Linked DNA regions of Homo sapiens: regions 2, 3 and 4 are each linked to region 1. The links are chromatin loops, found by intact Hi-C in ENCODE. Cell type or tissue: endothelial cell of umbilical vein. All regions are shown on one strand.

Region 1 (8,000 bases):
AAGACCATCATTCTTGTGGTACACATGAGTAAGAAATTTTAGAGCAGAGGAAAGTAAGGGGACAGAGATTACGAGAGCAAGAGGAAAGGATATTGGAGAAGGAAGAGTAACTAGAAAAAGAGAAGTCAAGGAGAGGTGAGAAGGGAGAGAGAAAAACAGACTGAGACTGACTGAGATTAATTTTGTCTAAATTATAGGCTAATGTGTTTGGGACAGTCTAAATATGATCTTATCTAGAGGACCTCTCAAGGTCCTTTCTGGAACTGGGATTATGTATAAAGCTTAATTTTAGCTCAAGTTCTCAACTGAAATAGGTAAATGATCTCAGCTACTGGTTAATTTAATCATATATTCACTTACTTAAATTTTTCTCAATTTCAGAAATATTAGTTACAATATTCTAAACCTAAAATTTTGATCATTTAGTAACAGCAAAACTCTTCATAACTGAAAACATCAATTGGTAGCACGCGCTTAAAAAAGAAATGACTACATAATGGCTTATAATGAAAATACCTGGTCATTTGCTTTTTATCTATGAACCCCAATAAACATAGTTAGGCCTCTTCTAGCTCTACCACTTTCTGCCTATTGCCTTATTTTAACTGTCTCCAAATGAACTCTTTTGAGAATAAGTGATTTTAAAAACAAACAGCTGCCCTGTTCCTACAACTGGCTGTTAGAATGGTTTATAAAGTGGAATATATGAATTACCCCTCTAAGCTTTACACTTTTCCTTTCGGTTAGATAGGAAACAGATCTGATTATCTGTGAAGTACTTGTCTGGAATAGCCATAGCAGTTGCCTAAATTTCCACTGGAGGCAGCAGACTCCCCAGGCAAACCCACATCCCATGACTTCTGAAGGTTTTAAGCCAGGAATGGTTAACAGGGTAAGAGAAGAAGGCTTTAAGATAAGGCACATTCCAAGCTTACAGAAAGCTTCTTCCAAGATCCGATTTAAACACTGAAACCCAGGCTCAGCTGTAGAGAAGCAGTGTTAAATGAAAAAACATGAAAAACAGAAATCTTTAGTTAACGCTGAAGTGTCATTTTAGACATGAGCATCAAAGTATAATTTCATGAAATATTTAGCCATCAGTGATATTAACAAGTAAAAGTAAAATGGAAAAACTGGAAATTCTTCTCTTTTGCCTGTCTTTGTTCTCTACCAAGGAGAGAACTGGCTTAAGGATGGGCCACTGAAAAGAGAAGAACAAGTAGAACTGGTGGTAATACTTTATTTTTTTTTTTTTCTTTTGAGACAGAGTCTCACTCTGTCAGCCAGGCTGGAGTGCACAATGGTGCTATCTTGGCTCACTGCAACCTCTACCTCCCGGGTTCAAATGATTCTCCTGCCTCAGCCTCTTGAGTAGCTGGGATTACAGATGCCTGCCACCATGCCCAGCTAATTTTTGTATTTTTAGTAGAGACAGGGTTTCACCAGGTTGGCCAGGCTGGTTTCGAACTCCTGATCTCGTGATCCGCCAGCCTTGGCCTCTCAAAGTGCTGGGATTACGGGCATGAGCCACCGTGCCCGACCTAATATTCTTTAAGTCTTTCCTATAAGCATAGTACCTCAGAATTATAATCTCTGCCAATATAAAAATAAACAAAACATTTGCAAATTATTACACTCTACAAGTGAAAAAAATCTAGATAGCAGTTGCAGAGTCACTGTATTATGGAAGCAATGCCACCACAACCAAATATCAATGGTTAAAATGTATTAAATCCTACAACGATTCCTACATTCTCAGTTAATCCACAAATATTTTTAGAAATAATATTTTAGGCAATTTAGATGAGTAACTTCTAAAATATTTTGTTTGAATACCATATTTTTCAATATAAGCCCTTTATACCTGTGTCAAACTTTTACCAAAGTGGAAAAAAATTTCATTATTCATTAATACATCCTTTGTAAATTACAGTATTTAAAATACATGGGGAAAAATGTGTTTTATTTATAAGCAATGCTGGATATCACATTAAGAAACACTGCCAGGGCCGGGCGTGGTGGCTCACGCCTGTAATCCCAGCACTTTGGGAGGCCGAGGCGGGCAGATCATGAGGTCAGGAGATTGAGACCTTGAGACTGGCTAATGCGGTGAAACCGCGTCTCTACTAAAAATACAAAAAATTAGCCGGGCATGGTGGCAGGTGCCTGTAGTCCCAGCTACTTGGGAGCCTGAGGCAGGAAAATGGCGTGAACCCGGGAGACAGAGCTCGCAGTGAGCCGAGATCGCGCCACTGCACTCCAGCCTGGGTGACAGAGTGAAACTCCGTCTCAAAAAAAAAAAAAAAAAAAAAAAAAAACAAAAAAAAAAACTGCCAGAAGCAGTGGCTATTGTCTATTGTCTGTGATTCCAGCATATTGGGAGGACAAGGCAGGCAGATGATTTGAGCCTAAGAGTTCAAGACCAGCCTGGGCGACATGGGAAATTGTCTCTATAAAAATTAGCTGAGTGTGGCAGTCCCAGCTACTCAGGAGGCTTAGGTGTGAGGATCACTTGAGCCTGGGATGTAGAGGCTGCCATAAGGCATGATAGCAACACTGCACTCCAGCCTGGGTGACAGAGTGAGACCTTGTCTCAAAAAAAGAAAACATCTATTACGAAATGAAGGAAAAGGGATCTTCAAACCTAAAATACTTATTTTGATGTCTCTGAAAATTTTATTGTTTCTTTGAGGGTAAGTTCACATATTTCCTTTATATGTATTAGTGTGAGATAATACACTAGAAATTGATAGCTATTTTTCATACCTTGGAATGTAGAAATAAGAAATATACGTCGATCTGTTAAAAGCTGTGACTTAAATCATGGGAATTATTGTTTTTGTGTTCAAACATTTAATCCATGGTTATGACAGGCCACTGTGACTTCATAAGAGAAATAAAGAGCAAACGTCTCCCAAGAGCAAAGAAAAAAAAGAAAACATGGCCTCCCAGCCTAGTTTCCTTCCCACTTCCAGTGTTTTTTGACACAGCAAAGATGGTTAAAAAGCTTGGCCTCTGACTTCTGTGTATGTCCTAGGTACTCAAAATAAACTTGCAAAGATGTCAGCAATTTTTAGTGTTTAGAAGCTGCAAGGGATAGCTGTCTTTATCTACTGTGCTCAGAGACAGCACATTACCTAATGTATCAAGGATACTGCAGATCAATAGTATAGATCAATGATTTTATTTAGACAAATTATAGATTTCCACATAATTTAATTGATGACATAAGCTCTATATTCCACCTAAACACAGAGTGGAAGATAAATGAAGATCTAAATTATTTAAAAAGAAAGTGAAAATAACCAAGTCAGCTAGTTTTTTTTAGCATTACAAGCCCATTTCATGAAAAAAAAAAAATCCAGATTTTTTCCCCCTCTAACACAGCTAGAATAGATGTCAGTTCTTAACAACAATGTATTTAAGCATTCTAGGTAACTAGCCTTTGGTTACATGATCATTCTGCCAAAGTGGCTTTTAGTTTTCTTATTCCCACCAGATAAATTAAGAGTAACTTTCACAGGGATACATATAAAACCAAGAAGCCAACAGTCAGCAACTTTATTACTGCTTGGCGAAATAACAAACCTTTTCTTCTATTATATGTGATATACTGCAGTTAAAGAAAAACTGGATACTTTTTTAAAAAGCTTTTCTATCTCAAATCTTACAAATCCAATTCATCTCAGAGAGGGCTACTATTTAATAAGCATTACTAAAATAATTTCATAATTGACACTGCTTGATCATTTATGTCTACAAACCTGAAACACCTTTAAGGTTGATACAGACAACTTTCTAATCTTGAGAGGAAAATTCATTTTGGATACTACCGTAAAGACAAAAGCAGTATCAGCTTATATACACCATGACTTTAATGTGCTAAATATACAAAAATAGTCTCTTTCATAGCATTTTACCAAAAAAACTGCTCAGAATACATGTTTTCATTTGAACAATTTTCCCTTCGTTTACTTTTTAATATTTTGATTCTTTTAAAAAAAGTTCTTTTTCCAATTACAGGAAGGAAATAAAAATAAATGCAACTCTTTTATGTAAAGTAAATCCATCTGGATGTTTGTTGCATCCCATACTACAAACCTGTGATCCCCAACCAGAATGAGTTATAGTAAAGCTGCAGGCAAAATTGTCTCCATATACCACAATCCATTATCCCTGTCAAGTTAATGTTCCATGTTGAGCCATATGGCATGGGTACACATTCAACAAAGGAAATTCCTTAAACTTGTTATAATCAGCACTTGCAGTCATCCAAAAAACTGACATAAACAGCTTTATTGTGTTTAGAGCATTTCAGTTAATATCCATGACAAAAACAGGAAACAGTACAGGAAAAGGAGGAGGAATGTGGGGGTGCACAGCTATTCAAAAAAAAAAAAACACAAAAACCCTCAAACTGTACATTTTATAATTAGATTTTTTTCCCTAAGCAAGTGATTTTCAATTACAGTAAGCTCCAACCTCTTGACAGTGATCCACTGGGCAAGATTTAAGAGAGAGGAAAAAAAAAATTAATGGCATCAGTTTTCCATGGTATGAGCAAATTTAAATCTTGAAGTCTTAATTGTATCTGATTCATATAAGCCATTTCTGGCAAAATAATGAATGATTTGAATTTTCATGTTTGTTTTCTTTCTACAGTTGTCTCATAATTGCTAAAATCTAATGGTGCTTCATTAAAAAAATAAGGCAATTTAAATAAAGAATCTTTATATGCATTAAGTGTAGGTCACAGATGAATCAAGGGCTCCCAGAAGCCTTTCGTACCTGGCACAGCCCTGCACATCAAATTCCAGTCAAGGTACAAGTAGAGCAGAACTTCATTTCAGCCCCCGCAGTGACAACAATAAAATGCTGAGAAAACACACTATCAAATACTGAACTCAGCATCAATTTCTGTTAATTACAGCCTTGTCAGCAACGTGATTATTCAAACAACTCATGCAAATGTTAATGAGGCCTTATTTGCATATTTATTTTTTCCTTTGTTGAAATGTCATTGATTATTACATTCTACTATGATGAATGTGGTTGATGATGTGCTCTGATATGTAATTAGTCATTAGGTGGAATGAATAGATCAATTATGAAAAAGGACTAAGATTAAGAAATATCAAACAAGACCGCCCAATATAACTATAGAATCTTTTAAAAAAAGAACCTAATAAATAATTTCTTGACATTTAAACTGCAACATCAGTAGTTTTCAATAAATAAACCACCACTCTTGTGAGGTTAAGTGAAAGCTTAAAAATACATCAGTACTCTGATAATCCAATTATGATCACAGAAACTATCTTTTAAAAAATTGCAAATCACTTCAAGTGGCATATCAAAACAACAAACAGCAAAAAAGAACAGATTTTGCTTTAAACTTGCACAAATTAGAAATACAGAAAGCGTAATCTATTATGAAGAGGAGGTAAAAATAGGTAAAAAGAGAAAAGCACATAACATCCTAGACAGAAGGAGTAGGAACCTGATGGAGAATGACTACCTTTACAAAAGGCAAGGTAAGCAAAAACAAACTCCTTCATATCCCAATTTGTTCTTAGAGGAAAAGGATTATTTAGCTTCTGAAACTGTTTGCTGTAACTATTCAGCCAGCACTTGCTATTCACAGATGGGAAAAAAAAAAAAAAACACATTACTGCAGACCAGATGGGAACATTCCACATGACCAAACCAATCAATCACCTCGGTGGGGCGCAGGTGCAACACAGCCGTGTAGCAACACACCATTTCACAGTCTATCGGGCACAAACACATGGCCACCAATCAATGGCACCCTGAGGACCTCGGAGGGGGCAGGCTCTCTGGAGTCTTACTGGTCCATGCCTGATGACTTCATAATCACACATCATTTCATTCACTAGAGGATACAAACTAGCATTCTAATAACCTTCTACTGAAAATGGTCATGTTGTGCATATTAATACAGGGTTGTTTCGAGTGAGGCAACTGACTTTACACGGCAGGCTAAGCAAGGCACGCAGTGCTAAAACAACCTGAAGCTAGAAACTTCTTCCTATTTGAAGATGGCTATTCTGTTCAGGCTCAGATCAATGGTAACATGATTCATTCTGCCACATCAAAGTTGGCATGCAAGGCTTGTATCCTACACAAAACAACTGTTAAACAATAGTATGAAACAAAGGAGGATGAAAGTAAAAATGGTAGTTGGTAATCTTGTATGAAGGATAAAAAGGCTTTGCATCCTTCTAAAATAACCTAGCTAAAACTGAATTGCAAATAAAAATTAGGTGACCATGAAAAAAATTTAAATGTAGAGTCACTGGCTTTGTTTTCCTCACATTCTCCTGGTGTGTGAGGGGTGACTCTGTATAGTGCATAATTACAAGAGAAGATAAATAGAACAATTTTCAGCAAACATTGCTATAATTAGACATAGGCAGAGCTCCATGATCTGTTAGGTAGCATCCACAGAGCTCTTGTCAGCTCCTTTTACTCAGAGAGGATGTAGGCAGGGATATCTTGGATAACTTAGTATTATGAATAACTGATTGACTATATGCCATGTACAGATGACACAATTTAAAAAGAAAAATCAGGAAAAATAGGTTTCATTCTTAAAAAAAGCAAACCAGCAAACTCAAATCCTTGGTGGGACAAGAATGGGCACACACGTGTTTAACCAGTAGATTTCTTTGATAATTCAGAGGGCAATTCGGCACCTTAAAGGTCCTTAGATTCCATTAGGAACATCAATCATCAGAGCCAGAAATCATGTGGAAACCAGTGTAACACACGTAGCTGAATCTGAATTGACCCTTTGACAACCCTGAAAGTTGACTTGGGTGATTAATTTTTGCTGCCAATATGTTTATTTGATCTCTCTCAAAAACAACATATAGAAAATCTAATTATTTCACATTTCAGATTAGGATGCTGGATACATAAGTATTTACTTGTAGATATAAATACTACACTTTGCACAAAAGGCTAATAGTGATTACATATTCTACAGTCTAAAAGAAAAAAATGTACACATTTGATGAAAATACGCCCACTACAACAGAGATTCCCTTTGGGAAAGAAATCTAGTGATTAGTCAAAATAAGATATTATTATTATTATACACTGTTTTGTTTGTTTTAGTGAGGGGGCTTGCTCTGTCACCCAAACCGGAGTGTAGTGGCACAATTTTAGCTCACTACTACCTGGAATTCCCGGGCTCAGGTGATTCTCCCACCTCAGCCTCCCAAGTAGCTGGGACTACAGGTACATGCCACCATGCCAGGCTGGACGATATCATGATTCCACAAAGAGAAAGCTGACAAGATAAACTCACTGGTGGTTTATTATACACCATTCACTTTAAAATGCATACCTAACTTCTTTTCCAAATCTTAGACTAGAAGAAGACATCAGACCCAAATCAGAAGACTCAGATTCTACTTCAGGTTCTTACTATTTGTTGTTTAGCCTTTATCAGATGAAATTATAACAATGAGTTCAATTTATTAATCTGTAGAACGATTAGAGAGGACCTTGAAGTTTCTCCTCATTTATAATCTCCCTTTGTGGCCTGACATAACTTTAAAGGCTCTGTCTAGTCATCTTCAGAGTATCATGTAGGGATGAACAGAGATCAAATGTGCCAGTTCCAAAAGTACAGCAGGAAAAGCATAATGAGATATACTTATTGTTATAAGTGGTCATTTAAAATTGATGATGAGTGATTGCTTTTATGAGGATACAAAGACAACCATTCCTTTGGTTTACAGAAGCATTAGTAAGTAAAAACAGTAATATTGGACTTAAAATTTGCTTGCTTTCTAAACAGAGTAACACCACCATTTGAAAAATGGTACAATGTTACCCACCCATCCCCCAAACAACATAATAAAAAGATCATAAAACCTCTCCAAACAATTTTCTGAAGTAACTAACACATAGGTTGAGCTTTCCATGCAATAGCTCGGTTAAAGCTCAAAATAATGCAGATTACACCCATT
Region 2 (8,000 bases), 53 kb after region 1:
TGGATATAAATAAGTGTTTATGCTTCAAAGTGAAATATTAATAAAATGGAAAGTTAAAAAAGTAAGAATAAATGCAGTTTCAAAGAGAGAAAAGTGTTCTTACTGTATTTCTTCACTTACCCCATCATAAATTGCCAAAATTAATGTCTAGATAAATAACGCTATACTTTCTAAAACAAATCCTTGAATGTCACTGTCTCTCTCAGTTAAACACAACTATGAAAAAGTCAAGTGGGTTGACTTGATCACAACAGTCTGTTATGTGAGAGCGGGAATTATATCTCTAGTTACCACTCACTAATCTCTCACAAGGGACAAGCACACTAACGGGCATGTAGTAGGTGACTAATCTGTTAATGTAATGAATGACTGAAAAATAAACACTACCCCAGTTAATGAATCAGGTCTACATCGGAAACAGCTACTTAATAGTATTTTAAGATTCTGATATCCTTTAACAGGTCAATACTAACATATAATAAAATTTCTTAACAGGGAGATAGATTCTGTCATCCAGGTCCATACATTTCTACAGGGCAAGAACTTTTTATTCCTCTTCATAATCCAAAAAGAGACTAGCATAGAATTTTGTGTGTAATGAAGTGCTTAAGTTTTTGTTGAGAGGATGAATAATCTCTTCAGGTAACATTTTATTCATGAATGCTAAGTAGTTTTATAGAATTACTCTAATCCAAGAAGGAAGAGCGAGTCTTGAACTGGCCTAGGAGGAAGAGGAGAATCAAAAACTTTTAGAAATAGAATATTCAAAAAATATGCTGGATACATGAGATGCTGCTTAGCACAAGGGCAAGTATTTTTATAAAATTACCTGTCCTTAAAAACTGTACTATATAGTGTGACATATCTAAACATTTTTTAGGAAACAGTTTATTCTAAATTAATGTACTAACTTTATACCTGTAAAAGGTTTATTGAAAGATTACATTCACATTAATGTACAATTTCATAATATACATTTAATATACATTTAATATACATTTATAATATACAATTAATATACAATTTTCTCCCTTTGCCTTCTATATATTCTTTAGTTTATTTCCAAGAAGTATTCTTTTGTGAAATACTAGATAGTATCTTTTAAAAGCTAGTCTTTTGCAGATAGTTTGAGAAGCACTAATCTACATCCTCAGTACTAAAAATGTGGTCCTTAAAACTGACTTATTGGCAAATTCTGGGAGTTTGTTGAAATGCAGAAGCTCCGGCAGAGTTTTAGGCCTAGTGAATCCAGAATCTGCATCTTAACAAGATTTAAAGGAGATTTATAAACAAAATGAAGTTTGGCAAGAACTGGTTTATATTATCCTGTAAGTCACAGGACCCGGTACATTGTAAAACAGTATTAGCCCTATTATTTCTTTTTGTAGTACCACTAGCACTCACTAGCACTACATCAAATCCTAAAGAGCTCACATTGTAAAACCATAATTCCACTGTCGTGTTCATAAATCTGCCTATCACATACTATATACAACCAGTAAAATTAACAGTTAAAATGTTACTGTCCCCCTCCCAAGAAAATCTCACATTTTACATAATTTAAAGCTTTTATCTTCTACTACTATAAATCAACAGTATTATCACTGAGCATATAACTGCTCGTATATATTTTTATTTCCTGATATTTGTAAAATCAGTTAAAATAAATCAAACATAAGGTACAATATAATTTTATTAAAACCCATGCTTAAGAAGCAACAACTAATTGCAAGAAAAGAGAACATCAGCCAATGAGCAAAACCATGTTCTTACATTCAGAGGATAACATATTTTAAAGTAACTTTAAAATACCAGTCCCATATATTAAATGTTTATTTTATAACAACAGGCCGGAAAAATAGGAGGAAAAAAGAATATACAATAATGCTTAACTTCTATAAAATTTATAGAGCTGGGTGCAGTCGCTCACACCTGTAATCCCAATACTTTGGGAAGCCGAGGTGGGAGGATCACTTCAGCCCAGGTGTTCAAGACCAGGGCAACATAGCGAGACTCTGGTGCTACAAAATACAAGAAAATCAGCCAGATATGGTGGAATACACCTATAGTCCCAGCTACTTGGAAGGCTGTGATAGAAGAATCCCTTGAGCCCAGGAGTTGGGGGCTGCAGTGAGCCAGTATCACGCCACTGCATTCCAGCATGGGAAGCAGAGCCAGAGCTCATCTCAAAAAATTTTTAAAAATTAAAAACAAATAAATAAAGTTTATAGAAAGAAGACTAGAAAATTAATTATAAAAAGTGTTAGTATTTTTTTCATTTGCCTATATTTTCCAAAAATTCCTAAAACAGTCGTTTATTTTTCTAAAAGATATATTATTTCTCAGATTTTCCTTTAACATGATTAAAATAACATATACCCATTGTAGAAACGAGAGAATGTACAAAAATCGCATCAAGTAAGCAGGAAAAAAATCTCTTTTTATCTCCACTGAAATGCAAACATCAACAAGACACATTTTCTTTCAATTTTTAAATGTTTCTAAACTAGTCCAGACATATTAAAATGTACATAATAAAAAGTCATGTGCCCACAACTCAACAAATAGAACATTACCAGTATAGTTTAAACCCCTATGTAATTATAATTCCCATTAGAAGCAAACACTATCCTAAATTTGTTTTTTATCATTTTCACACATTACTTAATACTTTCATTACATATTATTATCTAAATGATATATAGCATCACTTTTTATGTTTCTAAATAGTATCTCTTTTTCTTTATTCAGTTAACATTCAATATATAAGACTGATGTATGCTGACAACGTGTAGCACTGGTATATACATGTCACTCCTATAGAATACTCTATTTATAAACATACCACAATTTATCCAATTCCCTATTGACATTCAGCTTGCCTCCAATTTCTCCCTATTACAAATAAGGTTGTTATAAACATTTTAGGAATATGTCTCCTTGTACGAATTTATATGAAATTTTCTCTTGGGGTCAATTATCTAAATGTGAAATTACTGGTTTGCAAGGTATGCTTGTGTTCAAATTTACTAGATATTGCCAAACTGTTCTCTAGAATAGAAATATGTTATCATTTAGGGGGAAAGTCTCATATCTCTTGCTGCATCATGAAAGCTCCAAACTTATGAAAGGTGGCTTCCAAAATCCCCTTGTAAGTTGTATGTAATTTGTGACACACTTCCCAAATGATAAAAAGCAAAGCAATCATGATTACATTTCCTTATCAGTTCACTTAACCGTTAGTGTAGCTATATTCTTATCTGAAATAGTTTGGCCTGGGTCCAAAGGCAGTCCTTTGCCATAAAAAATGTTCAAGACACATTTGTTAAATGAGTTAATCTTTGCTAGCCTCTTCGGTTCATCTTAAGTTTCTATAAAGTTGCATACATTACTCCAGGCACCAATAGATTAAAATCTGCAAGATATACCATATATTTTTAGTTTGTCACTGGTATCCTATCTTGATAGCCAGTGTTGTGTGGACTGTTAAGAGTCATGGCAACAAGACTGGCTGCTGCTGACTTTTAGAATCTGACCCATGGCCGTAATAATACACAGTTCATGATTAAAATAGTACTGCATATCTTGGTAGGAACCACTAAGACAGTACTTTTGAATTCTGTTACTAGTCAGGGCAGTTGACCATGAGCCACTTATTTACACTCCCTCTTCCTGCCCCATGACTAAAGCCAATCATCTTTAAGGGTAAGTTCCAATTAAAAGTATAATAGTGAAACAATGTTTATTTAATAACTGGCTCACATATGTGCTAAATCCCTGGCCTAGATTCATTTCCTTGAAGGTGAAAGTAGATAAGCCACAGCTGATAGATCAGTGGTTCCTTCCAGGAATATATTACCGAATCTTCACTCATCCTCCCTAATTTGAGGTTTTGTGTAACAGTACTAACCATAATAGCATGGGCCGGGTGCAGTGGCTTTTGCCTATAATCTCAGCACTTTAGGAGGCTGAGGCTGGTGGATCACTTGAGGTCAGGAGTTCGAGACCAGCCTGGCCAACATGGTGAAACCCTGTCTCTACTAAAAATACAAAAAACAAAAACAACAAACAAACAAACAAAAAACATTAGCCGGGTGTAGTGGCATGCGCCTGTAGTCCCAGCTACTTGGGAGGCTGAGGTAGGAGAATCGCTTGAACCCAGGAGGCAGAGGCTGTAGTGATCTGAGATCACGCCACTGCACTCCAACATGGGTGACAGAGTGAGGCTCCAACTAAAAAGTAATAACTACTACTATAATAAAAATAATAATAGCATGAGCATACATTTGGCGATACCATTTGCCAGAACTTGGGCTAAAGGCTTTATTCATTTAATCTTTACAACACTATGAACTAGTTACTATTATTCCCATTCCACAGATGAGGCAAGAGGCACAGAAAATTTACACAGATCACCCAAAGTCTAACAGTAAATAGTAGGATGGGGATTTGAATCCAGGCTGTCTGTCCAGAGCCCACCATGAAATGCTGCCTTTCTAGTAATAACTGCTCCCCGATAGAACTATTGTGAACTGAATGGCTCAATGACAGGCTGAAGCCATACAAAATGAAGAATAAATCTGTTCAAACAGTAATTCATAAGAATAAAGGAATGAAAGTAGGAAAATGCAACAACAAAACAAAACAAAACAAAATTTAACTACCCAGTTTGGCAAATGGTGCTCACAACAGTGGAGACAGTCATAAGAGCTTTAGTAAACTGTTTGGACTGGGGGACTCTCATGAAGCCACAAACAAAATGGGAAATGGAAAAACCTCCGCTGCTAAGTGAACATCTACTGCAGACATTTTTATCTACCGCAGAACTTTTCTCTTGCCCAAGGTGGGAATAGGTACAGTAGTCTTCTGGGATGCTAACATAATTCCCATGGAAAATGCATACAGAGGCCTCAAAAAACCTAGAGGCAAATTTCTACAGCGTCAGAGCCAGTAGTTGAGTACCCTTATGTTAAAGTTTATGATAATGATTTGGCAATTATAGTTAAGAATTAATATTCATTATAATTAATTGGGAAAGGCTATGTAACTCCATTCTAATAAAAGGCATCCGAATGGCCTAGCTGTAATGCACTGACAATTGCAAAAAAGGAAATTATTCACAGAGATATCAAAATCTTTTGGGTCAGGGCCCTAAATCCAACATCAATTGAATGCTCAACAAGAGAAACAGCATGATAGGGGGCACTAATCTTCCTCAGGGACTCTGTGATTCGTTCTGCAGTACTGAAGCTTCCCAGAAATAGCAACTGAATGCAAAACGGCTTGTTAAGAGACAGACCTATTATCCCCTTCCTCAATTCCTAGATCTCTGAAATCAACAGTGATTATCTGGCTAAAGGACACAGGTGCCATGTGAATAATCCAACAAAGAACCGGCAATGAAGGAAGTCTTCATTTCTACTTAACATCAAAGGCAGACAGTACCCCTGCTTTCTGATGTACAGTATACAGTTTCTCTTGCAGAGTGCTCAGCAGCTGAAATGCTGGAACTCCCTTTGAAAAACAGAAAGGTTTCACTATCAAGTTATGAGAGGTAGGTGTAACTGTGAGTACATTAGATATACAAAACCTAACTTTTAGAGATAACCTTTAAATGATAAATTAGCTTCTTAAAACTAAAATATAATCCTGTCAGTAGAGACATTTATTTTCAATGAGCAGCTTACTGAAGTAACTAATCAGGTTTTTCTTGGAAGTGGAATACTTCCTCATTTTGAACTTCTGTAATTTTTCAATTTGAAAGAGCATCTAAATTATTTTTCAAGAAAGCTGCTGTTTTAATTTGAGAAAGCGTTTTTAGAATGATCTTTAAGTCTCCTTAAATATACCAAAATCACAGATTTAGAATCTGTGAGTCTTCCTATTAATATGTTAATACTTTATAGATTTATTTAAAGAAAATATCTCTTCAGGTTAGTCCTTATTGCTACAAAGAACAAAGGAATTAAATTCTAAATACACTACCCTCTCATTTCCATAGCACTTTTGTAACTAAAGACCATTTTACTTATTTCTGCATGGTTGTCAGTCTCCTTTCACTGAAAAAATCAGTAAGTAAAGGCATTTCCTTCTCTAACCACGTTAGAGAACAAGGCTGAGGAACAACCGCCAGGGGCTACTCATTCACCAGTTTGAGAAACATCTACTAGAATTGAATAAAATCACACAGCGGAGGGATTTTGTGGTTATTTGTGTGTCCAGATATACTGACTCGTATCTTACGTCAATTGATCTAATCAAACTATGTGAATTTATAAAAAATGAAAGCAGAAAAAGTACTGTTCCACTCCATCCCTACTCTACCAAAAAGCATGGTTTGTATCCTGGAGTGAGCATGAGATGTGGAAGTGCCAGCAATTCTCATGGATTTTTTAATGCTTCTCAGTGGAAGCATCTCCTTCCATGGCCATGATTCTAGTGTGAGAAATAGTATTCTTCATATAACATGGTATGAAAACACAAGTCAGCATCTTCACCTAGTACACAATCAAAGAAATAACTATCTGATCCATTACCAGAGAAAAACTCTATTCTGATGTGTGTATGTAAACTGTGAAGCACGTTTAAGTGGCATTACTTTATTGGAATAGTTTCAGCTAATACATGTAATTAAAAGTAAAAAGCAGTTATTTCCTAAAAAATAAAATTACACTTCAATTCAGACATTTAGTCCAAACTGATACTGCTTTACTGTATTTGCACCCAATACAAACTTTTCACATACTTACGAAAATATAATGAGTTAATTACATTTGCACATAATATAAAATTTTCAGATACTTACAAATATAGAAGACCAGCATTACTTTGATAACAAAAGGTCACAGCATTACCTTTCTTTTCTTATACCCTTCCTAAGGAAACTAAAGCTAATTGTGATATAAACTGAGTTATCTATGTGATCAAATACGATGGTTTTCATCAGCAGCAATAACCGAAATGGATTTCTTGTCTGCTTTGAGTTCTAATATTTGTAATGCATACTATCAATCTATATCCTAAATGCCAGGTGTGCTTTTTGATACTTCATCTTCTCGTCTTACCTGCTCTCGATTTTTAGCCCCCATTTTCTCCTTCAACACTCATCTTATTTTTTTACCTATCTTTTCATGTCAATCTAGTTATTAATGAAATTAAAGAAATTAAAATATGCATATGGAAGTGTGATAATGCATATGTATATATGTGTAGTACTGCCTATAATACATTAGGCATTGTGCCAGATGATAGGATGCAAGAATAAATAAAAGCCTTTGCCTTCAAGGAGCTTACAGTCACAAGAAGTCACAAGAAGAGAGAGACATTATCTGAAAATATATTAATAAACTGAATAACCTTTTCATGAGGTCTGGGCCTGAGATGCATGTACCACATTATAGCTTCCAAGGTTTGATTAGTACCATTGGACTCCCTAGTAGTCTAGGGGACAGGATGATAATAAACAGTAAAAATTTAAATGAGGTACAAACCAGTCCGCCAAATTACAAGTTAAACTTGCTGGGTTTTGTATGAATAGTTTAGAAGATGCTAATACACCAGCACAGCTTCAAATGGGAGCACCAAAAGCAGAACAAATACTGTTAGGCAGGCAGAAGTCGCATTAAGATTTGCTAAAGAATACCCTAAAGCAAAATGAAACATATTGATAACTGGAAAATAAAGTGTCAATAAGCACCTCTGGTGTCATTTTGATCATCACAACTAAGTTTTATTGAGTACATACTACGTACCAGCACTGTGTTAAGAATATCCATGCATTGTGTCAGTTAATTTAACCTATATTAACCTATATATCGAATAATACTATATTTCCCCCATCTCATAGACGAGACAATAAATGTGTTATTTAAGTTTCTGGTACCTAGTTAACAATAGGTAACTAATAAAAAATTAAAAAGAAGAAAATATTATTCACAATCTTGTCAATAAATTTGAAGAAGTAATACTTCTCAACTAATTCTTTCAAGCCAGGATTAGCA
Region 3 (8,000 bases), 250 kb after region 1:
CCTGGACTTGGAGTTATTTGTAGGACCTAGATGTGAGTACATTTTGGGTGGTAAAAAAACATTGTTACATTGAGTAGCCATAGATATCATTGAAGGCATATGTAGGGGAAGAATGTTTGGAGACCTCAATAAAATACCAGGGATGTGTTTGTGTCTGCTGTTTCCATTACCCAGGGCACATCTGTGCTTCTTCTGATAACCATACCCCTATTTTAAGTAAAAATCATCTGTGCCATTCATATGTTACTGATAGACACAACTCCTGGGATGGGCTTGTGAATCAGTCCAGGCCAATCTGAGCATCTCATTCTTTTGGCTACAGTGATTGGCTGACAAAAGAATGGGCGCTTGACCTTTGCTAGTAGTGAGGATGGTCTGGAGCTTCTGGTTGCTCATTTGTGGAATGAATGAAGCAAACAGCAGAGGAGAGCGCTAACATGTGGGGGAGAATCTGACTCTCTTTTTTTTTTTTTTTTGAGACAGAATCTTGCTCTGTCACCCAGGCTGGAGTGCAATGGTGCAATCTCAAGCTCACTGCAACCTCTGTGCAGGTTCAAGTGGAGAATCTGAATCTTGATGATATAATTGGAACTCTTCAGCCAAGCCATATCTAACAGAACTATCTTCAACTTTTCAGGTATGTGAGAATACATTCCCTTCTCACTTTACACCAATTTGGGTTGGATTTTATGTCACTTGTAACCAATGGATCCTTACTGAATCAAATACTAAATTATTTGAGGATAGATCCATAAACAAATACATATAGGAATGAGTGAATATAAATGTACTTCTGGGGCAAACCTAACTAAAATGGAAGTGGTAGACTGAGGAGTGGTTCACAGAGTAGAAGAGAACTAGGCTGGGGCAAGAGCTTGAAATTCAGTCAGGGCTAGGCACAGTGGCTCACGCATGTAATCCCAGCACTCTGAGAAGCCGGGGCAGGTGGATCACTTGAGCCCAGGAGTTCAAGACCAGCCTGGGCAACATGGCAAAAACCTGTCTCTACAAAAAATAAAAATAAAAAAATTGCCAGTTGTGGTGGCACATGCCTGTAGTCCCAGTTACTCGGGAGGCTGAGGTGGGAGGTTCACTTGAACACTGAGAGGTAGAGGCTGCAGTGAGCTGTGATCGCTCCATTGCACTCCAGCCTGGGCACCTAGGCGACAGAATGAGAACCTGTCTCAAAAAAAAGAAAAAGAGATTCAGTCACAAGAGTTTAAATTTAAGGAAATAGAAAATGTAGCCATAAAGGTGCTGAAGCACAAAGAAATGTGCTAAGAGTGAAGATTCAGAACCATTATTCTGGCAAGTTAGATTGGAGCAGAGCGAGAAGGAAGTCAGAAAGGCCACATAGAAACTGCTGAACTAAGCCTAGCTGGCTGCATTTAAGGGCTTAGACAGAGAACCTGAAGTAGAGACAGAGGAAGGGATCTGACAGAGGAGGTATTTTAAAGGATAAATTGAAGGCCCTGAGATGACTGGATAAAAGAAATAAAGGGAAGGAACAGGTAAAAAATGACATCGGTGTTTTCAGCTTGGGTGGCAGAGATAGCAGTGGTATCAATGAGAAAGAAGGGAAGTGATTTTGGAAAGATAATGAGATTATGAGATTGGTTTTAGACCTGTCGAAACCTAAAGATGGCAGGACGTCCAGTTAGATACGTTGATGAGATAAAGAGGCAAATATACAAGTTGGGGGAAAAAAAGGTGACATTAAAGATAAGGATCTGCACAGAAGAAACATTTGAACCAATAGTTATAGATCAGTAGAAGAGGGTGAGAGAAAAACAGAAATAAACACTTACTGCTAGACCAAGAGGAAAAAAAGTGGTGTCTCTGAATGAAATGAAATGTAGTGTCTGGTGGAGACACAGGAAGAATGCAGGACACTTTAGTGCATACAAAACTTAGAGAAGTTTCAAATTATGTTAAAAGTAAATGCCAAGCATGCACATACTCATCACCCCATCTCCAGCCTTATTTCTAACTGTTTTTCTGGCTTACTGCACAGCATTCACATTGGCCTCCTTTCTACTAATTCAGACTCACCAAACTGTCTCTGGCTGCAGAGCCTTGGCACTTGCTCTTACTTCTGCCCAGAATCTTCTCCCCAACCCCCCCAACCCCAATATTTGCTTGGCTTTCTACCTCATTTATCTAGACCTCTGTTTAAACATAACTTCCTCAAAGAGGCCTTCTTCAATCAACTTATCTAAAATATAAAATAATGTTCAACTCTCATCTGCATACTTCGTCCTTCTGCTCTTTTTCTTCATAGCGCTCTTCCCTACATGACATTATACAATTGTATATGATTGTAAATGTACTATCTCCCCCACTAGAGCAACTGTAATGAGGTTCCATGAGTGCATTCGTTTTACTCACTGACGTATGTCTGATAAGTAGAACAGAGCCTGGAACAAACAAAGCCTTCAGTAAGAGTTTATTTCATGATGAATGAGTGAAATGCAGTAATTAAGATGAAAAGAAAAAAAATCACAAGAGGTCCAAGTTTAAGTCACAATTCCTAGAACATGCCTATCATTTCACCCAAAAACTCTGCTTAAGGCTCTCATTCTGGCTGCATCTCCTCAAGGGGAAGGGAATTAAGGGAAGTTTGCTACTGCCAAGGAAGGGACTTGGGATACTTTCCTGGATGATAGTGGTAAGAATGCTGTTTTCTCCACAATTACTTCGTTAATAAGAGACATGTCCAATTCCAGACTTCACAGGGTTCCTTCTCCAGCTGAGCTCCAAGTGGAGCTTTGAGAGAAAAACAGAAGGGTGATGGCTAGAAGACTCAGGCTTCCAAAGTATTCCTCTCCTGAGTATCAGCTACCAGGTGAATTTCACAATGAGGATGACAACTTGGAAGGGGCAAGAGTCACGTGCCTGAGGGGAAAGGTCACCAGGGTGCAATCTCTGTTAATCCTTCTCTATACCCAGCTTCCCGATGCGGCCTGTACAGAAACAAGCACGCAGGCACTTAAGAGGACAGTGGTTTCACCGTGTCCCTCCCGGCGGCGCTCCCCACCTTTCCTTCCTCCCCACACGCCCCTCCCAGGCTGCAGGCTTAGCAGCCGACTTCCGCTGATCCCGGCTGGAGGGAGCCTGGAATCCAATTACTCTTCCCTAGGGAGCGCAATCCACCCGTCTGGCCGCAAAGAGCGGAGCCGGGGTCCGAGAGCCGCACAGGCCGGCCCTGCTCCGCCCGCCCCCACTTCCCGCCACCCCTGCCTCGGGCTCGGCAGCCCGGGCGGGGCGAGCAGAGCCGCGTAGAGGTGCGCGGCACTGCCGCCGGAACTATTTGTCCTTCCGCGCGCGGCCCGGCCCGGCGGGGCGAGAGGTTCGCGGCGCTGCATCCCGGGCGCCGACGTCAGCCGGGCTGAGTGGCAGGAGATTAGCCAAGGGCTTCCCCCGCCGCGCGTCCGGGCCAATCGGCTCCGCGGGCGGTGCTCCAGGGACGCGCACACGCACTTTCCAGAATCCACGCCTCCCAGCAACAGCCTCCAGCACCGCGACGCTGCCCTTCCGGCCCGCTTTCTTCGTCCGGCCTGCTACGGCTGCGGGCTTGGACCCTGGCCTCTAGTCTCCTGCGTGCTGCTCCCTAAAGTGACAGGGAAACGGGGCAAGAGGTCCAAGGGTTCCGTAGGAGAAAGAGTATCTGTGGCTCTCCCACCGTCCCGGCTTCCCTAACGGACTAGGGAGTGAAGCTCTGGAGATGGATCTTTGGGAGGAAAAAACTGGACCTCTCTTCGGGTTCTTTAGAGTTTAGGTGGAGAACTCTTTCAGTACCATTGAGTGTTCTCTAGTAAGAGGATCTTACACTGTTGGGTTTCTCACTTGCTTTAAAATTGTGGTCAGAGTACTTCATAAATCCTTTCCTTTCTGCATCTGGGGGAAGGAAAAAAAATGCAACACTCTCTTTACACATTGTCAGACTTTCGAGGCCGCAACGCAACTGACATACATGCTAGAAGGAGAAAGTGCTATATTATGCCTTGTGTCCTCTTTTGAATCACATTCTCCTGAGATGTGGCTGACCCTTAGGCCCATGGTGTTCCTGAATGTGATTGACATGCGTAGTTAGCAAGCTAGTGAGAGAGAACCAGGAAAATTGCTATCAAAACAATTACATACAGGGACATCAGAACAAACGCTTGAGACCACTGGGGAATGAGGGACCATCCCAGTTCTGCCACGGATGCCTTCGGGGATGGTGGCCAAGTCAGATCTTTGTGTCTTGTTTCTTCGTAGCAGATTGAATAGAACTATCTTCACCACACTCACTATTTCAAAGTGTGTTATAAACATTTCACTTAAGGTGAAAATGTTGAAGGTTTTATTTTGGGTGGAGGGAAGGTGGTGCCATTGAAAGGCACTCTCTGAAGGGAAGATTCTGTAAAAGGAAGCCATTTTATCTGCCTACAATTTGGTCATTTCAAAGAAATTCAATGTATATGTGTTAAGACTAATTTATATGCTGAGTTGTGTGCTATGTGGTCTTCATAAGAGTTATAATCTAGTAAACCCAGCTAACTCCTGCATTCTCAAACGGTTTCCCATGCCTGTGCCAGTTTCCATCCCTAAATTCTCGGCAGTTTCATTCCCTATTTCTGCTCAAAGGCTACAAACCATTGCTAGTTACAGGTACAGAACGGTGCTGCGGTGGGAGCTCCCCACTTGAGTCTAAACTGTGGCTGGAGTTCAGACGTGTGGATGTATCTGTGGAACTGATAGGGCAAGGCTCTAGAAGCCAATTGACTGGAGCGATTGAGGAGCCTCCTGGGACAGAACAAATCTTTGAGGAAGAAGGAGCCAGACACACTGAGCTTGAGCTAGGAACAAAGATAAAGTCTTGGGAAGGGAGGGGTCCTTTTGCATTCAGCCTTGTGTCCTGGCCCTTGTCTGAATCCAGTAGGAGTTGGGGAGGGGGAAGAAGATGGAAGGAGGCTATAAGTGAAAACTGAAATATCTGTTTCAAACTTTTTAACTTCCAGATTTCACATTCATAACACATGCCCTCACTTCTTCCTTTAGTAGAAAAAAAAAGGTATGAACAAAAGTGCAAACAACAGGAAACCTGACTAGAGGTGGAAATTTGAAAAATATGGAATTTATTATCCCATAAAATAAGAAGTTTGGAGAAAGGTGGTTCCACTATTGGTTGGTCAAATAACTTAGGGAAGTTGTCCGAGATTGAAGTGGGATTCTTCTTTCTGCTCTGCCATCTTCACATGATGGTAATTTCTCCTGTCATGTCCCTTCATGGCTATACGATGGCGTCTGCTTGTCTTGATGTCAAATACAGTCGGGCATCCAGCAAAGTAGCAAAGTATAGGAATACTATTTCTCTCTCTCCCTTTCTCCCTCTCTCCCTCTCTCTCTGTCTCTCCCCCTCCCTCCCTCCATCTCACAATAAAGGAAGGGAAACCCTTTTTAGAGGCTTCTAGCAGAACTGAGTCCCACTAGGCATAATTGTGTCACACACGAATCCTAAACTGATTATTTGTAAGAGGAATGACACTAATCGTAATCTACTCCTCACGCTGGGGAGAGAAATCACCCTTTGTGAACACATGGAAGGATATAATCAGAACAGCATCAAATTTTGCCAGAAAAAAAGTGGCTGTGGCTTAGGCCCCAACAAGTTCCTTCATTTTTCCTTTCCTCTACCTCAGAATGTTTCTGTATCTACTCTTCTTCATCACCTCTAAATTGTTCTATATTTATCCGTCTCCTTCCCTTCCCTCCCCTCCCCTTCCCTCCTCTCCCTCCCTTCTCTATCTCTGTCTCTCCCCTCTCTTCTCTCTTTCTTTCTTTTGGCAAAAGGGTCTGGCTCTGTTGCTCAGGCTAGAGAGCAGTGGTGTGATCATGGCTCACTGCTCACTGCAGCTTCGATGTGGTGGGGTCCGGTGATCCACTCATCTCAGTCTCTTGAGTAGCTGAGACTATAGGCACAAGCAACTACGCTCAGCTGATATAAAAAACATTTTTTTGGGGGGCCGGGCGCAGTGGCTCACACCTGTAATCCCAGCACTTTGGGAGGCCAAGACGAGTGGATCACGAGGTCAGGAGTTCAAGACCAGCCTGGCCAAGATGCTGAAACCCCATCTCTACTAAAAATCCAAAAATTAGCCGGGTGTGGTGGCATACACCTGTAATCCCAGCTACTCGGGAGGCTGAGGCAAGAGAATCGCTTGAACCTGGGTGGCAGAGGTTGCAGTGAGCCAAGATCGCGCCACTGCACTCCAGCCTGGGCAACAGAGCAAGACTCCGTCTCAAAAAAAAAATTCATAGAGACAGGATCTCCTTATGTTTCTCAGGCTGGTCTTGAAATCCTGGGCTCAAGTGATCCTGCCACCTTGGCCTCCCAAAGTACTGGGATTACAGGTGTGAGCCACCACACCCAGCCATACTCTTTCTTAACTAACTCAATAAAGAGGTGAACCAGCTCCATTTCAAGACCTGGCCTTCCATCTGTCTATCTTCCTAAGATCTTACTTTTCTCCTAGACCCTCACAGTGGTGAGGGGCTAAAATACATGCAGGCTGTTCTACCTGGCATTCTGTTATTAAAAATCAGAGGAGAGCTCTAGTCCCTTTTAAAATTGTTCCAAGAGAATTCAGATTGAAAACTGCAAGAACACATCCAGATCTTATTGGGTGGGATTGGGGAGGGTGCAGGGAGATGGGAAAGGGCATACTTCATCTTTTCCTACCTGGATTCTATACCTGGGGCTTCTCCACTGGCTCGGCAATGTGGGAGTCCCATTGGCTGAATTGGGAGAGGGTGAAAGGGAAGCAATATGGGAGTACTTGTCCCCTGGAGATTGAGTCCACCTCTATTTCTTTGAATCACATCCTGGAGGAGCTCTGATAATGGCTTGGCTTTAACCTGAAAGGTGTTCCGTTTTTCTCTTATACTCATATTTATTCATTTCTTTCATTTAACAAATATTACATGTTGACTGTCTTCCCAGTACTGTGCTATGTGCTAGGGAGACATTGGTGGGTAAGCCAAAGTGGAGTTTAATTTCTGGTGGGGGAACTTTGTCTCTCCACCAGGCTTGGCTTGAAATTAAGGTTATCTCACAGGACTAGAATAAAAAGTAAACCTAAAAGCAAGACCGAGTCATTAACTCTATGCATTCATCTATGTTTTAATCCTTCACAAACAACTACCATTATTAGTACAAATTATTTTGATTTTTACATAGCTCATAACGTTTCATATCTTTTCACTGAGGCCATTGTTTCAAACGATTACAGTTTCCAACAAGATAAACACCATGTAGGGGAATGCACTTGTGGTACAATATGCTTTATTAATAACATGCCTTGTCAGCTGAGCAGGCGAGGCTATGGATGGATGATTACAGCAAAAATGGAGTCTGTATCTGATGCAAGCTTATGTATCATCCGAGTTGTTACCCTATCTCTGCTCACAGTCAGGAACCTGTGAGATCTTATTCAACAGAATGGTTTGTAGATGCATTGAAAGGAGATAAAAATATTTAGTGTTACCTACCTTCCTTTGACTACATTTGCCTGAGAATGTACAGTAAAATAAAATTTGAATTTTTTTTTAACATTTCAAAATTCACCAAGGTTTGTTACATACACTTTCATTTTTAGTAGAAAGTACATTCTCCAAAAAAGTGCTACACTATATTGAAATATAAAACTGCTTATATATTTCCTACTAATAGCAGTTCTGCTTCAGATGGTATCATGGACCCTTGGTGTCTAATTTATCTTGACAGCATCTGAAGTGGAAGTAAACCAATTCAGACTGCAGGTCCTGAAATATAAGTCAGAGAAGGTGCATGTAGCAGAAGTGAAATGAGAGCATTTAAATGAAATATGAACCCGAATCAATCTGAATGAATTCCCCTAGCACCTCAGTCCAGGAAAGAAGCTGTAACCATTTTAATCCTTGCCCCACTCATGAGCAAGTGCATCACCCTAAGAAGTCAGTTAATTCATCTCTGTGTT
Region 4 (8,000 bases), 75 kb after region 1:
CCTCGTCAGTTTACTAGAGAAAGTCTGGGAGCAGAGTGCTTACTTTTATTCCAATTCTTTGATCTAATTTTCCACCTCCTGGTCTCATTTTATAAAGCTTTGGGGGTTTTTTGTTTTTGTTTTTGTTTTTTGCTGGAAAGGGCTCTAACCTTGTGACCTCAGTGTGTAGAAAGTTGACTTGGTCCTATTTTCTCTTAACTGTTAACTAAGAAATGTCATCTGTTATGTCTGTTTTGATATGCTTCCAAGAGGCAGGGCTGTTGAGTTCCTGATGCAAAGGGCTGATGACTGTTGAAGCAAGGATGAGGGAGAGAGGCTAGAAGTTAGTATGTTGAAAGCCAATGCCATCTCTCAAAGCAAATAAACAACACATAAAGAAAAATGGCTAAATACATATGGAGAGCACTTATGCATTCTAAGCTCTTTAGTAGAGTACTGTAGGCAGTTCATGTGTACAAGTAACACCAAGAATATTTAACTGTAGGAAATTAAATTTCCAAAGTTTGACAGCTTATAAAAAGAACTAAATGTAACAAAAAGGTACTAGGTATTCTACTGCATTTCCATGAAAAGAAATTAATTTTCATTTCTCATAAGAAACAGCATATATGAAAGAAATTACGTAGTCTGCCAAATTACAGCTTTAATCAAGGGTTGATCAGCAAACTTACTCTAGATGAATCATAGGAAGGACTTGGTTGACCACTTGTTCCCCAAGATGTTGTACCTCCTCTTTCATCAATACCTAAAAAGAGAAGAAAATAAAAGATATATCTAAAAACATACTTTTGTGGATTTTTTTGGTACGGGACAGCAGAGTACAATTTAGCAAGTGGTATTTGCGCTTTCGTGGAAGAGCTAAGTATCAATCCTTGCTTCAGAAACCTGTAAAATATAAGTTACTGCAAAGTATCTTCATCATTGCTCCATCAATCCTCATGCAATACCCTATGTAAATTATAGTAATTCAGAATCAAAATATTTCTTTGCAGACTTTAGAATGGGGCATAGTCTCTCCATCCAGCACCACGCCCTGCACTGCTACTTCTAGGAGTAGATGAACCCCCAAACTTTGTCTGGTTTAGTACTGCCTACATGAAAACATGAATAATTCATTTTTCATAGTTAAGCCCTAGAAAATGAAGCAAGACAAACAATCATTCAATTTAATAAAGTTGGTTTCTTTCTGATCAGTGATCAGATATTCTTAACTGATGACATCAAACTAAATCTAACTATATCAACCATATCAAATCAACATTAGTTATATAAAATCAAAATGACATGAAAACTCACCCTTAGTAATTTTGTGGGTGACACTTCCATCTCTTCTAAAATTATACACAATTTGATTTCAAATAAGCAGTTCCACTCTTATGAAGGTGGCAAAAGAAAATTCACAGTGAGAAAGAATTAGGTGCCATAACCAACAAAACAATTTATTGTGCATCCTTAATGCATCTTCTGACACTTGGGCTCCATTATTTTCACCTCCGAATCAGTCCCCAGAAAAAGCTGGAAGACTTGGAGATCTCTTAATCCAGCCATTTCTACCTCTTCTGTTTTGAAGACTCCAGTCTTTTTCATCCTTGACTGCAAGGAGGGTACACTTCTCTAACCCCTTCTGAGTTTCATTCTATGATGAAATTCATCAACACAGAAATAGTTGACTTCTTTCTTTCATTCTTTCATGAGAACAGCCTAGATACTACAATGATAACATTCTGCTAAGTTTAGAAATTATCTTTCTTTCAAGATATTCCTGGAAGTCCCTCTGTAATTTCCCTGTAATTTAGGTGAGAATGTGGTATGTAATAAATTAAATGCCACAAATTCTCCATTAATTTGCAATGATTACTAAGGCTCTTTTATAGTGACACAATTGCCAAATTGAAAGGATGGGTAACAAAAAGCAGGGAAGGGGGAGGGGTCAGTTTCCAAAGTAGAATGTACTAATTACTAACTTAGTTATTAGGACTCTATTATTTTTATGAATCTGTACTTCCTGTATCAAGTGACTAAAGTATATTTTAATAACTTTTTTTAAAAAGTTGATACAAAAGATGAGTATCTAGTATAGACAACATTCCAGGCACAATTTCAAGTGAACCAGAGGCTTTGAAAACACAGAGATTACGTGAACAGTGTTTTGTTCATTCCTGTGGAGCTAGTATTAAAGTTCCAAATTTAAGAGATATTCTATGAGTTTGGGGAATGTCATGTAAAAAACACTGTTACCGGCCGGGCACCGTGGCTCACGCCTGTAATCCTAGCACTTTGGGAGGCCGAGGCGGGCAGATCACAAGGTCAGGAGATCGAGACCATCCTGGCTAATACGGAGAAACCCCGTCTCTACTAAAAATACAAAAAATTAGCCAGGTGTGGTGGCGGGCGCCTGTAGTCCCAGCTACTCAGGAGGCTGAGGCAGGAGAATAGCTTGAACCTAGAAGGTGGAGGTTGCAGTGAGCCGAGATTGTGCCACTGCACTCCAGCCTGGGTGACAGAGCAAGACTCCATCTCAAAAAAACAAAAAAAAAACACTGTTACCATCTCTCCAGTATCATTAGACACCAGTGAGCTATCTTCCAAGCATTTTCTCTGCAACCAACACTGTAGAATAGCAGCAAGTATTCCTCTGAGACTCAATCCAAGAAAAAGATGACCATTAACCTACAAAATCCACTAATATATGGAACTGCATATAATTTTATGAAAAGTTGTATTTTAAAAAATCACTTTTATTGAACATATAATGGTAAGTGATTTCGATGAATCTTGTCCTGATGAAAATAATCAAACCATAACTTAGTCTTTTTATGACTTCATATTTTCTTATATCAAATGACTAATAAATATGAGGCTTATGTGTATTTTAATTTTTATCTCATTTAGAGGCAGCGTTCATGTTCTGTCATCCAGGCTGCAGTACAGTGGCATGATGATAGCTCACTGCAACCACAAAATCCTGGGCTCAAGTGATCCTCCTGCCTCAGCTTCCTCAGTGCTAGGACTATAGGAACATGCCACAATGCTCAGCTAATCATTAATTTTTTTTTTTATTTTGTAGAGACAGAGTCTTACACTATGTTGCCTAGGTTGGTCTTGAACTCCTGGCCTCCAGCGATTCTCCCTCCATGGCCTCCTAAAGTGCTGGGATCACAGGTGTGAACCACTATGCCCAGCTTTGCATGTATTTTAAATACATTTGTAAAAACAGAGAGAGAGGAAAGATGGGTGCCAGTTACAGAGAACATCTCAAGCAAAATTCAAGAGACACACAAAATTATGTGAAACTACATATTCAATTTTCATCAAGTGACTCTACTTCTATAAAATAAAGAAAAAGCAAAGACTAATGAAATAAAATGGTAATTAATTGGGTGATGGCATCACCAGCTAAAGAGTAGTACATACCACTGATACTGGAAATGACAAGGGGCTCAAAGAATGCTATAGAATAACAAGAATCTGGCTAGGTTTTAAACTCAAGCTCTGTAGTTTTATTGTTAACATATCCAGACTCTGAGTAAAAGGTCGTGGCTGGCACTGACAAAGGCAAGAGTCATCTTTTAGAATCAATGACTCCTTTCTGCTAAAGACAATGGCTGTACAAACACAGAAATATGACAGGAATAATAAACTTTCCAAAGCTTCAGCCGTAAGACCAAGGTAAGCAGAAAAAGGAAATTACACACAGAAGATAAAACTTAACACAGATATTATACAAATTGACCAAAATCTGAAAAAAATACCTATTGACAAGAAAATACACCACAGTTGCAATACAGTGATGAGAAGTAACATTTTTCCTGTTATTTCTGAATTATCATTCCCATATTATTTTCATCATTCCCATTTCTAGTATATGCATGCGAATTCAACAATTTCAGAGAAGTTAGTTCCTTGACTCATAAACCAAAATGGCAGATGTAAGAGAAAGTTCAGCAATAATTAATGATAGAAACACTTTTGAGCCTTATTTGACTTTCTAATAAATTTTTTCCATTTCTATTCAACAGGATTAAAAGGGGTGATCAATAACAGAAAGACGTAAATTATTTTTTTCCTTGTTAACCTTTTATATAGATAATCTCTTAGTACCTGGTTTTCTGAATGGAATCAATTAAGTCAAATGTAATATATTCTGATTCTATGAGCTCCATTTTTAAAAGCATGCTGTTTTAACTTAGTATTTTCCAGTAAGGAACATTAAATTCTAGACCTCGTATCTAAAAACAACAGTTTGTGAACTTAACAAAAGCAATCCGCCTCTTTCTTTTGTGAAAACATTTAACAAGAAAAGTAACTAAGAGCAATCATAAATTACTATATATACAGGCAGTTCCCTAAAAGGCTGATACCTTAAAGAAGGAATAGAAAGGTAAAATTCAAGTTTTTAAGGTTTCAGAGTATAAGACTCTTAGAGGAACAGGTAAACTTCTTGCCCAAGTCCAACATCTGCCATTACTCCCTTTTCTAGGAAGAACACAGATTTAGACTACCTTCTTATGCTCTACTCCCATCTTAGTATTTGAATAACAGTATTTTCTTTCTAGTGTCAATCAAAAACTATCCCACAGCCTCTCTCCTACTTCTTCCCTTTCATCAAGCCACCAGAGTCCTATGGGCATCTCTAGGTTTTGATCCACTAGCAAAAACTGGAAACTGGAATTTTTTTTTTTTTTTTTTTTGGTGGGAGGAGATGCTTTTCTATGCCCTAAGCACCTATTGTGTTTCCCTCCACCCTCCCCCCAGCCCCCCACCACATATGAGCCCTGTAAACAAATTATTGTTAACACTGCAGAGTTTGAGTAAGTAAACCATCATTAAAGAATTGGTGAGACTTAGGCAAGACCTGCCTGAAAGTAAAAGGGAAGAATTAGGAACAAACCTGCTGACATGAACACCAGTTCCTTCTCTGCCCATTTGCCACTACCAGACCTATCACTAAAGACTCCGCCACCCTGAACCAAGACTAGGGTAAAGTGAGAAATAAGACAGGAAATGGGAAAATATTTTCAGTTAGTAGTGGTGAGTCTGATGACCCAAGAAAGAATGAAAGGATGAAACAGGGAGACAGCATACAAGAATGAGAGAAATGGTTAGGATGTCCCTGCAGCAAAAGCAGTAAGAAAAGCAATTCAATCTGGCCATACTGCTAGGGTATCATAAATGAGAGCCCATCCCTGTGGGAAAGAGACACACATACAGTTGGGAGCAAGGGCACAGGGAAAATCACATACACATTTCTCTCTTTTTCTCCCCCCACCCGCTGGTGCACATGTGCACTCTGCCTTTAGTAGCACTGAAATCAAATTTTTATTCTAGAAAGTAAAATGTACTCCAAAAATATCAAATCTCAGCACTGTCATAAATAAGGGAAACATAACATATTTTGCAGGATTGCCATCTGCTGTAGGGGGATCCAATAAATGATTTGATGAAAGAATTCTGACTAGAGATAGCTATATCAGATAATCAAAGCTATGAATGTGTCTATTTTTAATAGTGTCTTTATTCAATTCTATTTGTAGAGTAAGGATATTCCTTTAGATAAGACTCAAAGGCTGCAATCAATTGTAAACTAATATACACCTAAAAAACCAACACCAAGATTTTTTATTGTATTTTTCACATTTTAGACACTCATGAAATAAATCTATGAATGTATTTTCCCAGACATTCATTGTGAAATAGGATCAGTTAGAATATAATAACAAGTGCTTTGTTATGCTACACATTAGTAAAAAAGGGAAAAGCTAGGAAAATATTAAAATTGCAAGGGAATTTAATAGAAGTTAAAACATGCTACCTCATCTAAAGTATATAACATTAGTTATAGACTTTTTTACTTATAAAAAATTTAGGTTCTGTGCAGTGAATTGTCAAATAAAACAGTCTAAAAAACACATATGTAAGAAAGTAAGTCCGGTGGAAAGATTAGAAGGAATCACCCTTTCCGGTCATCTTTAATAATCCAATCAGAATTTTTGTTTGGCACTGTTGAAACCAAAGATTTACAAGTACAGATGTTCCATTAAAGTTTTTAGTGCCACAGTACAGTACAATAAGGTAATGAACACATGGCAAATTTCATTCAAAAAAATGACTAATTTTGAAAATGACTTTCATACATAGATTTTGCTATATTATTGTTACTAGCTATATCACCCTGATACAAATGCCCTGTAAAGATACAAAAGGAAAACCCAATGACTGATTTAATCAAAGAAGTAAGAGTACAGGGCCAAAAGGAAATGCCAAGTCTATCTCTTTAAGAAAAACAGAAACTGCCTGATGGCCAGGAATTGAAAGTAATACGTTCCCAGGGGTCGACTTGGGAATTGTTTAATGGGAACTATATAGTGATATGGTGGTCACTGTATTTTGAGGACTTGTTCTGACTGTCTGAACAGACATTCCAAGACTGACAAAGGCTCTTGAGCTACCTTTAAAACTCCCCTAAATTAGCTGTCAAGTTTCTAGAAAGAAGGAAGGGCCCTCCCAACGTACCTGAGAACCAAGTATTCTCCCAATCTAATATACCAAAGCCCTGTATCTGAAGACCAATGCCAGTGTTTTCTTCCATAGAAGCACTACAAACGTAGTTTTAAGAAAGGAAAAACAAAAAACAAAACGTTGATGCTATTTTTAACACAATCAAATCATCTCTGACCTGCATTACTGTAATAGTCTCCTAAATGTTTTCCCTTCTTCTTGCCCCTCCTACTAGAGCAACCTTTTAAAAACAAGCCAAATCATGTCCATCCTGTGCTCAAAACCTACCAATGGCTTCCCAACTCATTCAGAATTACTAATAAACCCAATGGTCTACAATGTTTTACAGGTTCTGCCTCCCACCTCTCTGAACTCATCTCCTACTGTTCTTTCTCTTCTAATAGTTACTATAAATCCTAGGGCTGGCGGAAAGAAAATATCTAGCTAGCTTGCTATCAACTACATAAAGGCTCTGGGGAGTAAACAAAAACAGGCTGATTGGGATGAAAATATAAACTTGAAAGAAGAGACCAGAATGGGTGAGTTTCTCTTTTAATCAGCTTTCAGGGACCAGCACAGGTGAGTTTCCCATTCTGAAAGCTTTCTCCTGCAGGCAAGCAGCAATAACCTCTAGTAACTAAAATTCCAACAGAAACCCCATTGTCTTTTTGGCCTGAAGGAAAAGAGGACAGAGACAGGACAACCACAGTCACTAGAAAGTGAGGATAGAATCCCAAAAGGGAGAAGGCCAGAAAAGAGAGGTCCCAAATTTTTGGTTTATCTCTGCCCACATCTTTGGCTGAGTCCTGGAACACCATTCACAGGGCAGGCACAAGGCAGTTTGTAGCAGAGACTAAAAGAACCGAATTGAGATCTGAGCAGCTACCAACTTCAGGCAAGAGATAATTTTTGCTATGAGTCTAACCAAAAGCAAATGGCTCACTAAAACAAATAAATCAAAACTCTTTGGAAGAACATGAAAATAAGCCACAATTTCCACAAATAACACTCATAATATCCAAAATTCTTTGACAGTAATATGTAACCCAATCTCAAGGGAAAAGATAATCACCAGAGGCCAACAGCAAGATGACCCAAAGTAAAATTTTCAGACAAGGACATTAAAGCAGATGCTGTAACTATGCTCAATAAAGTGAAAGATACATGCTTTTAATGAAAAAAAAAAAAAAGTGAAAATCTCACGAAGAAAAAGAAAACATTAAAAAAAACTAAAATTAAGCCAGGTGTGGTGTCTCTTTCCCGTAATCCCAGCACTTTGGGAGGCCAAGGCAGGTGGATTGCTTGAGTCCAGGAGTTTGAGACCAGCCTGAGCAACATGGCAAAACTCTATGTCTACAAAAAAATTAAAATTAGCCAGGCACGGCAGTGTGCTCCTGTAGTCCCAGCTACGTGGGAGGTTAACATTGGAGGATTGATTGGAGCCCGGGAAGCAGTGGGTGCAGTGAACTGAGATTGCATCACTGCACTCCAGCTTTGGTGAC

What was found. Peaks named below come from ENCODE experiments on the same cell type or tissue, not always from the same donor. Only the 100,000 strongest peaks of a DNase experiment are listed, where the experiment ranks them.
Region 2: a loop joins it to region 1, with 2.2 times the contacts of the local background. A loop is called at or near these places in 7 of 110 quality-filtered maps.
Region 3: a loop joins it to region 1, with 4 times the contacts of the local background. A loop is called at or near these places in 5 of 110 quality-filtered maps.
Region 4: it touches region 1 in a loop (5-fold over the local background); 3 of 110 quality-filtered maps call a loop at or near these places.

Annotation. Positions count from the first base shown.
Region 1 is chr15:57,131,289-57,139,288 of GRCh38, reverse strand. The region is part of intron 5 of TCF12 (transcription factor 12); the gene reads right to left. Among named protein-coding and RNA genes, the nearest start is that of SNORD13D, 140 kb to the left of the region's middle. RefSeq lists enhancers at 4,535-5,459, 5,529-6,243. In endothelial cell of umbilical vein, a CTCF peak has its summit at 832; DNase peaks (open chromatin) are centred at 848, 4,268 and 6,028; H3K27ac peaks cover 2,342 bases.
Region 2 is chr15:57,077,791-57,085,790 of GRCh38, reverse strand. The region is part of intron 4 of TCF12 (transcription factor 12); the gene reads right to left. Among named protein-coding and RNA genes, the nearest start is that of TCF12, 160 kb to the right of the region's middle. In endothelial cell of umbilical vein, no CTCF peak of the experiment used is centred here; DNase peaks (open chromatin) are centred at 3,250 and 3,570; H3K27ac peaks cover 1,681 bases.
Region 3 is chr15:56,882,651-56,890,650 of GRCh38, reverse strand. It overlaps TCF12-DT (TCF12 divergent transcript), which reads left to right. Exons shown (of 4, transcript NR_015419.2): 3 at 484-637; 4 at 2,727-4,481. LINC03065 (long intergenic non-protein coding RNA 3065) reads right to left here and starts at 3,583. Exons shown (of 2, transcript NR_183870.1): 1 at 3,481-3,583; 2 at 2,430-2,895. RefSeq lists a silencer at 3,110-3,539 and an enhancer at 3,660-3,749. In endothelial cell of umbilical vein, no CTCF peak of the experiment used is centred here; DNase peaks (open chromatin) are centred at 3,140 and 3,420; H3K4me3 peaks cover 1,077 bases; H3K27ac peaks cover 1,667 bases.
Region 4 is chr15:57,056,495-57,064,494 of GRCh38, reverse strand. TCF12 (transcription factor 12) reads right to left here. Exons shown (of 21, transcript NM_207037.2): 4 at 672-745. Among named protein-coding and RNA genes, the nearest start is that of TCF12, 140 kb to the right of the region's middle. In endothelial cell of umbilical vein, no CTCF peak of the experiment used is centred here; a DNase peak (open chromatin) is centred at 3,544; H3K27ac peaks cover 4,744 bases.